Regions from separate parts of the Homo sapiens genome. Here region 2 is linked to region 1. Evidence: chromatin loops called from intact Hi-C (ENCODE). Cell type or tissue: PC-9. All regions are shown on one strand. Links, peaks and the distances in the headings refer to the core of each region. The heading gives the core; the rest is flanking DNA.

The links. Peaks named below come from ENCODE experiments on the same cell type or tissue, not always from the same donor. Only the 100,000 strongest peaks of a DNase experiment are listed, where the experiment ranks them.
Region 2: it touches region 1 in a loop (6-fold over the local background); 2 of 110 quality-filtered maps call a loop at or near these places.

The regions. Positions count from the first base shown.
Region 1 is chr11:117,944,447-117,949,817 of GRCh38, reverse strand. No RefSeq gene overlaps it. Among named protein-coding and RNA genes, the nearest start is that of TMPRSS13, 18 kb to the right of the region's middle. In PC-9, for the core only: CTCF peaks have their summits at 2,517, 2,717 (motif pointing right) and 4,114; a DNase peak (open chromatin) is centred at 2,797; H3K27me3 peaks cover 348 bases.
Region 2 is chr11:118,168,956-118,174,326 of GRCh38, reverse strand. All of the region lies in intron 1 of SCN2B (sodium voltage-gated channel beta subunit 2), which reads left to right. Among named protein-coding and RNA genes, the nearest start is that of SCN2B, 5.0 kb to the left of the region's middle. In PC-9, for the core only: CTCF peaks have their summits at 2,380 and 2,582; no DNase peak of the experiment used is centred there; H3K27me3 peaks cover 1,863 bases.

The DNA of each region.
Region 1 (5,371 bases), core at 108-5,107:
TTCAGGGCACAGGGATGGAGTCAGACCTGAATTTAAATCCTGCTTCTCCCACTTATTAGTTATGCCATCTTCAACAAGTTACTTAACATCTCCTGGCCTTAGTTTCCTCATCTATAAAGTGGGAATAACAGCGGTACCTGGATGCAAAGATGAAAAGAGAGATTGAAAGGAAAGAGCTTGTAAGTGCTCAATACACATTGGGGATTATATCCTAAAAATCAGCCAAGGCCTCCCTGCTCCTCAAGATTTAGATAAGACAAGCTTGAATCTCAAGCCCCAGGCCTGATGTGGTCTGGAGCCCTGCTTGAGAGGAATTTCCAGGGGGATGTGTGGGCCACCCTGCCTTTACCTCTGGGCTTCTGTTTTCAAACGTGTGTTTTCTGTTCTGCTCCATGGGTAGCAATCTCAGTTCTTCCCTTGATTTCCACCAAAACCAAGACAGAAACCAAATTAAGAAGTAAAAATCCCCTTGCATAAAACATCCATGACTATGATCGATTTTGTGAAAATGAAGGGCTCAGAGGAGAGACCACATTGTGCCCTGATTGGACACACGATTGAATGCACACATTGATCTTCCTGGCTTGAGAATCACATCGGGCGCCTTGCCATGGGAGTCTCTTATTGAGGCATCATCCTAAGTGCCGTTTCTTCTTTATCTCTGTCTTCCTTCCTCACTGTTCAATCTTCTCCTCCATCTCTCTCTGTCTCCTTCTCACCATTCAGGTGTCATCTTACATCACCTTCTTAGATAGATCCCTGACCTCATTTTTAGAGGTGCCTCCCTTCTTTCCCATTAGCCACTTCCTTTTTATTTTTATTTTTTATTTTTTGAGACAAAAATAATTTTTTTGGTGGGGGGACAGAGCAAGACTGTCCCCCAGGCTGGAGTGCAGTGGCATGACCTCTGCTCACTGCAACCTCCACCTCCCAGGTTCAAGCAATTCTCCTGCCTCAGCCTCCCCAGTAGATGGGACTACAGGCATGCACCACCACGCCCAGCTAATATTTTTGTGTTTTTGGTAGAGAAGGGGTTTTGCCATGTTGGCCAGGCTGCTCTCGAACTCCTGACCTCAGGTGATCCGCCCACCTCAGCCTCCCAAACTGCTGGGATTACAGGCGTGAGCCACTGCGCCCGGCCCTAACATCCTTCTTCTATTCCAGCATCTGATCCAGGGTGTCATAATTAGTTGCCATGTCTCCATAGGCTCCTCTTGGCTGTGACAGTCTCTGGGTAGAGGTGAGCCACCGCGTCCGGCCAAAAATATTTTTAATTAATTAATTAATTTTTTTTGGCGGGGCGGGGGGTGTCTCTCTCTGTTGCCTAGGCTGGAGTGCAGTGGTGTGATCTCCGCTCACTGCAGCCTCAATCTCCTGGGCTCAAGTGATCCTCCCCCCTCAGCCTTCCAAGTACCTGAGACTACAGGCATACTCCACCACGCCTGGCTAGTTTTTGTATTTTTTGTAAAGACAGGGTTTTACCATCCTGAGCTCAAGGGATCCACCCGCCTCGACCTCCCAAAGTGCTGGGATTACAGGAAGCCACCACACCCAGCCCCACCAGCCACTTCCTATCATTTCATATCATTTTCTTTTCTTTCTTTCTTTCTTTCTTTTTTTTTTTTTTTTGAGGTGGAGTTTTGTTCTTGTTGCCTAGGCTGGAGTGATGCCACAATCTCGGCTCACTGCAACCTCCACCTCCCGGGTTCAAGCAATTCTCCTGCCTCAACCTCCCGAGTAGCTAGGATTACAGGCATGTGCTACCACACCTGGCTAATTTTTGTATTTTTTGTAGAGACAGGGTTTCTCCATGTTGGTCGGGCTGGTCTCGAACTCCTGGCCTCAGGTGATCCGCCTGCCCCGGCCTCCCAAAGTGCTGGTGTTACAGGCTTGAGCCACCGCACCCGGCCGTCATTTTATTTTCTTTATGACACTTAATACTACAGAAATCATCAGTTTACTTACTTGTTCAGTTGTCTGTTGCCTGTCTCCCATTCCTTACTAGAATGTAAGCTTCTTGAGAGCAGGGCTCTTGTCTATGTGCACAGCACAGCACTCTTGTATCCAGAACCCCAGCTGCCTTGGAGCCAGTCTTCCTACTATAAGGTTAGGTCTGCAAATGGCGTCATGTTGACCTGATCCCTGTACCTTCATATATCCTGCACAGGATTGAACAGGGATGTCTAACGCTCAGCTTTAAATGATTTGCCAACATTGCCACCCCCTACCTGCCCCTTCACCCCCCGACCACTTGATCCCTGCCTTCTGACTCTAGATGTTCAGTAAAGTGTGCTCTTCACTCTGGCGTGTGGAGGCTGGGGTGTTGTCTAATGGGGTACATGGTGTACAGAAGGAGCGGCATGAATAGGATGCAGATATAGAGGTAAAACTGGGAAACTTTAAGACCCCTCCGGAATCCTTAAGGTTTGGAGAGTGCCCCTAGCTCTGCCCATACATGGGCTGGATCGCTCTGAGAGCAGGATGCCCTAAGGACATCTAAGAAGCTGACATATGGTGACATCTTTCCTCAAGAGGATGCTCAGGGCCAAAGCCACACAGTGGGAATATAGTCATGGGGGACGAGGACTTGCAGGAGGGTTGACTTAGCTGTCATGGGGCCCTGGTTTGCGGTTGTTCTAGCCTGGGGGATTCAGGCTGGCCAGCATGGTGGAGTGGGTGGAGTGAGTGGAGTGAGCAGGAGAGCCTTTCCTAGGTCTGCCACTAGGTGGCGCCCTAAGCCAAGTCCTGGAAGGCTAAGCAAGCCAAAGGGAGCTTGTTCTCCAAGCCACTTCCCAGGAAATGACTCAGGGGGGATGACTTCATCAGTGGGATGTTCTTCACTGGGATCAGTGGGGTGAGACCCAGGAGCACTGCATCACCCCATTAAAGCTGAGCTGTTCTCAGGGTGATGAGTGCCATTGGGGGTGGTCTTTTGACTCATTCATTCTTTCTCTCATTCTACATTCATCAGCATTCTAATGAGGTACTGCAAGGTACAAGGCATTGCACCTGTTCTAGAGCGACAAGGCAAGCATTTCCTCAAAGAGACTCCTGTCCTGCTCCCTCTTGAGTTTGGGCAGTGTAGTGGGAGGATGGGAGTGAGGTCCAAAAACTGGTGTCTGAGCATGGAAAATGGGGGTGTGGATGATGCAATGGGGAACACCCTGGCTCAGCCCAAACCCACAGCTCTATCTCAAACTCACTCCCAGAGTGCTGGGATTACAGGTGTGAGCCACTGCACTCGGCATAAGCTTTTTTAAGCGCATATCTTATCTCCCCCACTAGCTGAATGGTAAAACAGGCCAGGTCATATCACATTCACCACTATCTCACCAGCTCCCACCCAGCCGTGCTTCCCCAGGATTTAGCACAGTACCTTGGACATTAGGATGTTCAGTGAAGATCTGATCATGATGATGATGATGATGATGATGATGATGATGATGATGATGAATCCGTGGGCCATCTGCAAGGAGGTAGTAGGAATGTGACAGAGGCCCTGCCTGGCAAGGGCTGAATATCACAGATATTACTAAAGATGTCAAAGGTCACTGAGGCAGGGAGGTGCATGACACTGAACATGAGAGTAGCCAGCAGCTTTTTGGAAGCAGCCATGTCTCAGGCAGCTGGCACAGAGAGGCCTCCCAGCAAAGCCATCACCACCCTCATTTTTATTCTTGTGCCTCTATATTGCAGATGAACATGGATTACATTTATTGTAACACTATGGGTCCCACTAGACAAAGACTTCACACTCATCTCCTACTGGTTTGAAATCTCCTGGTGATAGAAGGATACAAGACAATATTATTCCCTGAGCACAAGAATAGGTAATGATCTTCATTGCTTATTCCCTCATGTATTCATTCATTTACTGAGTGTCTACTACACGTCCTCCACTGTGATAGGTAGATACTTAGATGCCATAATGAGCAGAAACAGATATGGCCTGTCTTCACTGAGTTTAAAATCTTGACAGACATCAACCAAATTATCATACAAATATAAAATGATGGCTGTGATTAGTGCTACAGATAGGCACATGGCGCAGGAAAGCATGTCACAGGAGGATTTAGCCAGGAAACAAGCCCCTCCTTCACCAATATGGAAGGAAACCAGGAAACCAGTATAGAAACAGATATCCAAGCAGATGTCCAAGCAGAGCTGAGACCCCCTGCTTCCACGCTGACTTCTGTCCCCCTAGAGGTTAATTGACTGCTTTGCATTTGGATTTGGGAGCTGTCATGACCTGAGGGGCAGCTAGAAACACAAGCTCTATCACATTATGGATTTGATCAAATAGCAAGATACCCAATGGCCCAATGGACTGTCCAGGATTCACTAATCACCTATTCTATCATTTCAAGTGGAAAGAAATTCGCCCTAATTTCAGGGAGATGAGAAAATAGGGAGTTAGAGTTTTAGGATGGCCAGCGCATCCAGGTTTGCCCGGGGCTTTCCCAGTTTTAGCACTAAAAGTCCCACATTCTGGGACTGTTCTGGTTTTAGAACTGAAAGTTCTGCATCCTGGAAACTCCCTCAGTTCTGGGCAAACCAGGACATCAGTCATCTTAACGCTAATCTCTGCCCAACACTGCTTCTCAGTTTCCTCTTCTGTAAGATGAAGAAGTTTGATTAGAACAAGCGTTCTTGGTCCTGGCTGCTAATTAGAATAGGCAAGGAGTCTCTTTTAACAATACCAATACTCAGGCTTTCCTGCCAGAGATTTGGTTGGTATGAGACCCAGGTGTCAGTGATTTGTAAAACTTCCCATTGATGGTTTTGATATGAGGCCAGGAATGAAAACCATTGCTCTAGCTAATCTAAAGTTTTTTTGTGGCACTCTGATTCTCATCTAGGGTGAGTTAGTTATATGTGCATCCATTAATTCATTTTTCCCCAAGCTCCCAGGGCTGGCTGGAGTTGCCATTGTTGTTCCTATTGATGACATAATATACTTCTTTCTCTCCTTCATTCTCTCCTTTGCTGCTGTCTCCTCCCTACCTCTTATTGGCCTGAGCTTCTAAGGCTGCTTGTCTCCGACCGTGATCACGAGGTCAGGATCACTTGGTGATGTCATTTCCTCTGTCTCACCTCTGTCCTGGCTTTCCCCTTCCCCAGTCTCTCTGACCTCCACTAGAGAAGCTAAAAGAGATCTCTGGGGAAAGAGCCAGGTGCTGTCCCAGAGAGTCCCTTCCTCGTCCTTCTTTCCGTGAAGGCCATATCCAGTGTATGCCTTTCCTAGGTGGGTTGTATTTGGGGGTCAGAGGCTGACCCTCCTTCACACACTGTTAGGGACTGGCACAGTCCATGCGAGGACCCAAGTCTGCCTAATATTCTGGGATCCAGCCTTGAAATCTCCACAGTGCTG
Region 2 (5,371 bases), core at 48-5,047, 220 kb before region 1:
GTTTTTCTTGAGACCGTTGACTCCACAGTCACTGGCCTGCTTACCAATGTATGGATTATGTTAGTGGAGGCATAGAAAGTGGAGTCTGGGCTGAGCATGGTGGCTCACGCCTGTATCCCAGTGCTTTGGGAGGCCGAGGTGGGAGGATCGCTTGAGGCCAGGAATTGGAGACCAGCCTGGACAACATAGCAAGACCCTGTCTCTACAAAAAAAAAAAAAAAAAAAAAAAAAAAAAGAAAAGAAAAATAAGCCAGGCATGGTGGCATGTACCTGTAGTCCTAACTGTTCCAGGAGGCTGAAGAAGGAGTATCAAGAGTTCCAGGCTGCAGTGAGCCGTGATCATGCCTCTGCACTCCAGCGTGGGCAGCAGAACCAAACCCTGTCTCTTAAAAAAAGAAAGAAAGAAAGAAAGAAAGAAAGTGAAGTCTAGTCCTCACTCTAGCCCACTGCACATATCTGCTGCTTGTGGTGGTGGGGACCCAGACATGGAGAGAAAGCTGTCTCTTCTTCCTTTAGTAGACTTTATTGAGTCCCCACTCTGCCACACACTGTCCTGGGTGCCAGGGATACCAAGATGAATAGGAGTCAGTTCCCCGGAGCCTCTAGAGGGAAACAGGCCCATGAACAAATAATAACAAGACAACATTGTATGTATGGCAACAATAATAGCAATAATGCTCATCATAGTCGCAGCTGACTTTTGTCCAGGCCATGTGCTAGGCACTGTGCTGAGCTTCATACAGGTAGTAAGTCATTTAATCCTTCGACAGCCCTATGAAGTTGGGCTTATTGTCCCCTATATTACAGATGAGGAAACTGAGGCACTGGGAGGTTAACTATCCTGCCATTCTGCCCTCAAGTCATGTGGAAGAGATAGGAACAGGGCTGGGGTGAGGACAAGGACAATGGGGAAACAGTCACCGAGGCTAATGCCCTGTAAGCTGGGACCTGAAGAATAAGTAGGAGGGGCCCAGGGGCAGGAGGGCAAATGAGCTTCTCAACCTGAAGCAAAAATACGTGCAAAGGCATGGAGAAGGGAAGGAAGGTGGTGTTTTCAGAAAAAATCAGAACTGGGGTCACTGGAGTGAAGGAGACCTGGGGGGATGGGGGCTGGCAGGGGATGAGGCTAGGGTATAGGTTGGTCCCAGATGCCAAAGGGCTTGGAAGCTGTGCCCAGGAGCCTGGACTTGATCCTGAAAGCAGTGGGTAGCCGTTGGAGGTCTGGAGGTGAGGAGTGATGAGGGTGGGTTGCTCCTGGCTGCACGGGGATGGACTGGAGTGGCCGGGGTTGGGGAGGCCCTTGAGCAGGAAGGGTCTGGATGGTAAGGCAGTGCAGGTGCGGAGATACGGGCTGGATGCCACACTCACCTGGGAGGCAGGGGCTGCCCCGGGAGACAGTTCATCTGTTTAGACACTTAAAAAAAAAAAAAAAAACCAAGAAGAAAATAATTACCTCATAGGTTGCTGTAGGGTGGAAAGAGGAGTGAAGAGATTAACTTCCAGTCTCTGCAAGAGACAGCATTTGGCAGATGAGCAAATTTTTATAGTCTCTGCAAGATGGGCTAGTTAGAACAGTGGATGACACGAGGCCTGAGGGCCCAGATGTGCCTTGGAGACAGCGGGTGGCCCGCCACTGCTGAGGTTTTGGATCTAAGATCAGAAGCCTCATCCCGTTGATGATCTTTTCCCTTCTGTGAGTTGAAAATCAGGAGACACAGGCCCCAGACCTGGTCTCAAATGGGACAACCAGGAAGATTGTGGGCCCCCCTTGTATGGAGGTTCCTTTAAATGGTACAATTCCCTGCTGGCGGGCCTGCCTGGAGTTGGACCTGCCATATAGTCGGCAAGAGATCGGATGCCTTGGAATGGGGCTCACTTCACCACTCAGCTTCAATGCCTCAACCCAGTCTGGAGCCAGGCAGGCTGGCTTCAGATTCTAGCTTCGCCTCTTACTAGCCGTGAACTTGGGCTCGTCTCTTAACTTCTTTGTGCTCCATCTTCCTCATCCGGAATGTGGGAGCGATAACAGGTTTTGTTAGTATTAAATGAGGTGATGTATGTAGAGTATGTAGACAGTGCCTGGCTCGTTGTAAGCATTTTGTAAGGGTTTGTGGCTGTGATGAAGTCCTTTCTGTGGCCTTGGCCATGCATTCGGGTGCTTTCCCGAAGCAGGAGAGTTAATCAAGAGACCAGAGTTTTGCTCACAGCTCTGACCTTGTTGAGCCATGGTCCCCTCGTCTTTAATGAGGGCCCGGACTGGCGGGAGGTCTGAGGCCAGCACCCTAGAGCTGCTGGGATTCTGGTGAGGCCACAGGCTTACGTGGAGATATTGGATTAGGGGCTAGGAACCATGATTCTGGCCTCAGCTTGTCCCTATTCTCTGTGTGTGGCTCTCATGGCCTTTCCTCACCGGTAAAACAATGGGGCTAGATCTACGGTTTCTGATCTCAGCTCCAGCTGTGGCTCCGGATCCCATGCTCGCTCCGCAGGATGGAACTTGACGTTTGACTCTGTGACCACTAGAGGGCACGCGTGTTCCGCCCGGTACCTTCTGCAGGGCCCCGCTGCAGGGTGGGGAGGGGGAGCCCGCATTGCACCTCTCCGGCTGCCCCCGTCCTGCCGGCCAGAAAAGGCGCCCCCGCACTCCTCTCTACCCTGCCCTCCCCCACGGCAGGGTGCTAGCTCCTTCGAGATGGTGAGGTTCAAGTTCTAATCTGGAGCACTGCCTTGGGCTTGGTGGGGGGCAGAGGCCCGCACAGAGTCCGCCGGGCTTCGCAGAACGCAGACTTTTTGGTCTGGGGAGCCCCTGGGAAGATGATCGACCTTCCAAGGGAAGAGCTAGAGGGATAGGACATTCCTGGGATGGGAGGTAAGCTCAGGACAAGCACTGTCAGTGCCTTCCCTCAGAGCTCTGGGCCTCTGCAGATGAAGATGCTGTTGGCATTTTCTGCACACCTCCTCCTTGGCTGGTGCGCTGCCAGATGCTTTCAGAACGGCGATGAAAGTACAGGAGATGGAATTGGGCTTTGTTCTTCCTGACAGGGGCCCACTCAGCCTCCCCAGTCCTTATTCCCCTAATGAGCACTTAAGCTCACACCTGGAATCCTCGGCCCTGGACTCCTCCTCTAGAAAACGCAGATGGTGACAGCTGTCTCCCAGCTTGGAGAACAGATGAGGTCCCCATGCCTACCCCTCCATCCAGGGCTGCTGCCAGTTCAGAGAATCTCTGGTTCTTAAGTCCTGCCATTTGCCCTGGTCACTCGGGCCAGGGGCGGGGCTGGCAGAAGGGTGCTCCAGGCAGATGTTGATTTCCCTGCAGGCTGCAGGGCGGCTGCTTCTACGGCTTTGTGAAGAAAAAAAAAAAGTTTGAAAAATAGGAGCCCTGCAGGCCTGGGCTGTTCGCCAATTCCTACGGACTGGTTGGAGTGGGGCAGTCTCCAAGGTGCCCTCAGGCCAGGCCAGAGGCTCCCCTAGAAGCCCTTCCTGTTTGCAAGGCAGAACTTGGGGAGAATTGAGGATAATAGCAGCTACCATTTGCTGAATACTTACTGCTTCTTTTCATTATCGAAACAACCCTGGGAGATCGGTGTCACCAACTGCGTTTTACAAAGGAGTAGCCCCCACTCTTCCAGCTTCTGATGCTGGAGCTGGGATTGAACCCAAGTCTAGTCTCATCCCCTTGTCTATGCGATTCCCACATCAGCCTCTATCGGGCTCATCTGGACAGCCTCCCAGCAGCCCCCATACTCCCCAACCCTGCAGGGACCTCCTATCACACTCCAAAGAGGAAACTCCTAATTCCATATCCTAGCCCACAAAGCCTTTGTGAGCTGGTCCCTGCCTAACTCTTGGACCTCAGGTCTCACCATGCACCCCCTCGGTCATTCTGCTCCCTCTGCCTCAGGCACACGAAACTCCTTCCAGCCACTGGGACTTGGCCCCTGGGAGTACACTTGCCTGGGAACTCGACTCGCTCAAAACTTCAACGGGCTCACTCTCTCACTTCAGGTGGGCGCTGCCTGTGTGTCCCCCTCAGAGCAGTCTTCCCTGCCCACCCGACATCAGACAATGCCCCTCTACCTTGCCGAGTGTCTCTACCTACAACTCCATGATTTTTTTCCTTGTTGATGTCTATCCTTCTCCCCAGAATATAAGCTTCATGATGCAGTGACTCTGCCTGTCCTGTTCACAGCAGTAACCCCCAGGGCCTAGACTAAGTGCCTGGCACACAGTAGGTGATTTATAAATATTTGGTAAATGAGTGAATGAATGATGCTGAACACTGCTGTTTATCCTCCATAAAGAAAAGGAATCTTCTGAGATAAGGTTCTTGAGGATACGGGCAGAGCATCTTGGAATGAAGGCCAGGGCTCAGGTGAGTCCAGTGAGGTGCCTAGGGCGTGACATTTAAGGAGGTATTTCCATGACCAGGCAGTGGATGCCCCTTAAGTGTCTTGCCCCAGGCCCCTCGCTCGCCTCCCTGTAGGCTCTGTCCTGCTTAGAATGTCGGAGTGGGACAGGCCTTTCTCAGCCCCAGCACCAAAGTCTCCTGGCCTCAGTCTGGTGTTCCTAATAGGACTCTGCAGAACCAGCAGCTCCCACCCTGCCTGCCTGTAGCAGCTCCTTGCTGTGGTGTCTCCAGGTTGACATCTTCAAGAGGGACTCCTGTCCCTGCAGACCCATCAGCTGGTCCTTGGAATGGTGCCTCACCTTCTGGGGCACCTCTTCCCTCCCACAGCTTGTCTGCCCTCTTTCTTGTCTGTTGCAAGCCTGAGGAAGGTAGGGGGCTGGGCTGGGCTGGGACACAGCTTTGCTCTGTCCCTGGGGTATGGAGAGCGAGGCCTTCCAAATCTCCAGCTGTTCTCAGTCTGCTGTCCTGAGAACAGAACGGCAGGGGAGCCCTGCAGTTTCAGCTGGAAGGGTTTTGGCCCAGCAAAGATGGTTAGAAGTGGTGAGAATAAGGGGGAAACTGAGGCAAGCATAGTGAAGCCCCTTGTCTGTGGTCTTCTGCTGGCATGTGACAGAACTGGGGCAAGTGTGGTGGGGGCAGGGGTGCCTAACAGTGGTTCTAGAAAAGGCTTGAGGCCGTTTGGCTGCCCCTGGCTTGACAGATATAGATGATGTGACGATTTGGTTTCTCTCCTCCCCTACCTGCTCTGTGGCCCCGCTTTGCCCCAAAGACCACATCTGGTGCCCCATATGTGCCTGCCCACTCCAGGAGTATGGACTGGGGAGGCTGAGTGGGCCCCTGCCAGGAAGAACGAAGTCCAATTCCATGCGGCTTGCACCTGTACTCCCAGCTACTTGGGAGGCTGAGGTGAGAGGATCACCTGAGCCCAGCAGGTCTAGGCTGCAGTGAGTCATGATTGCG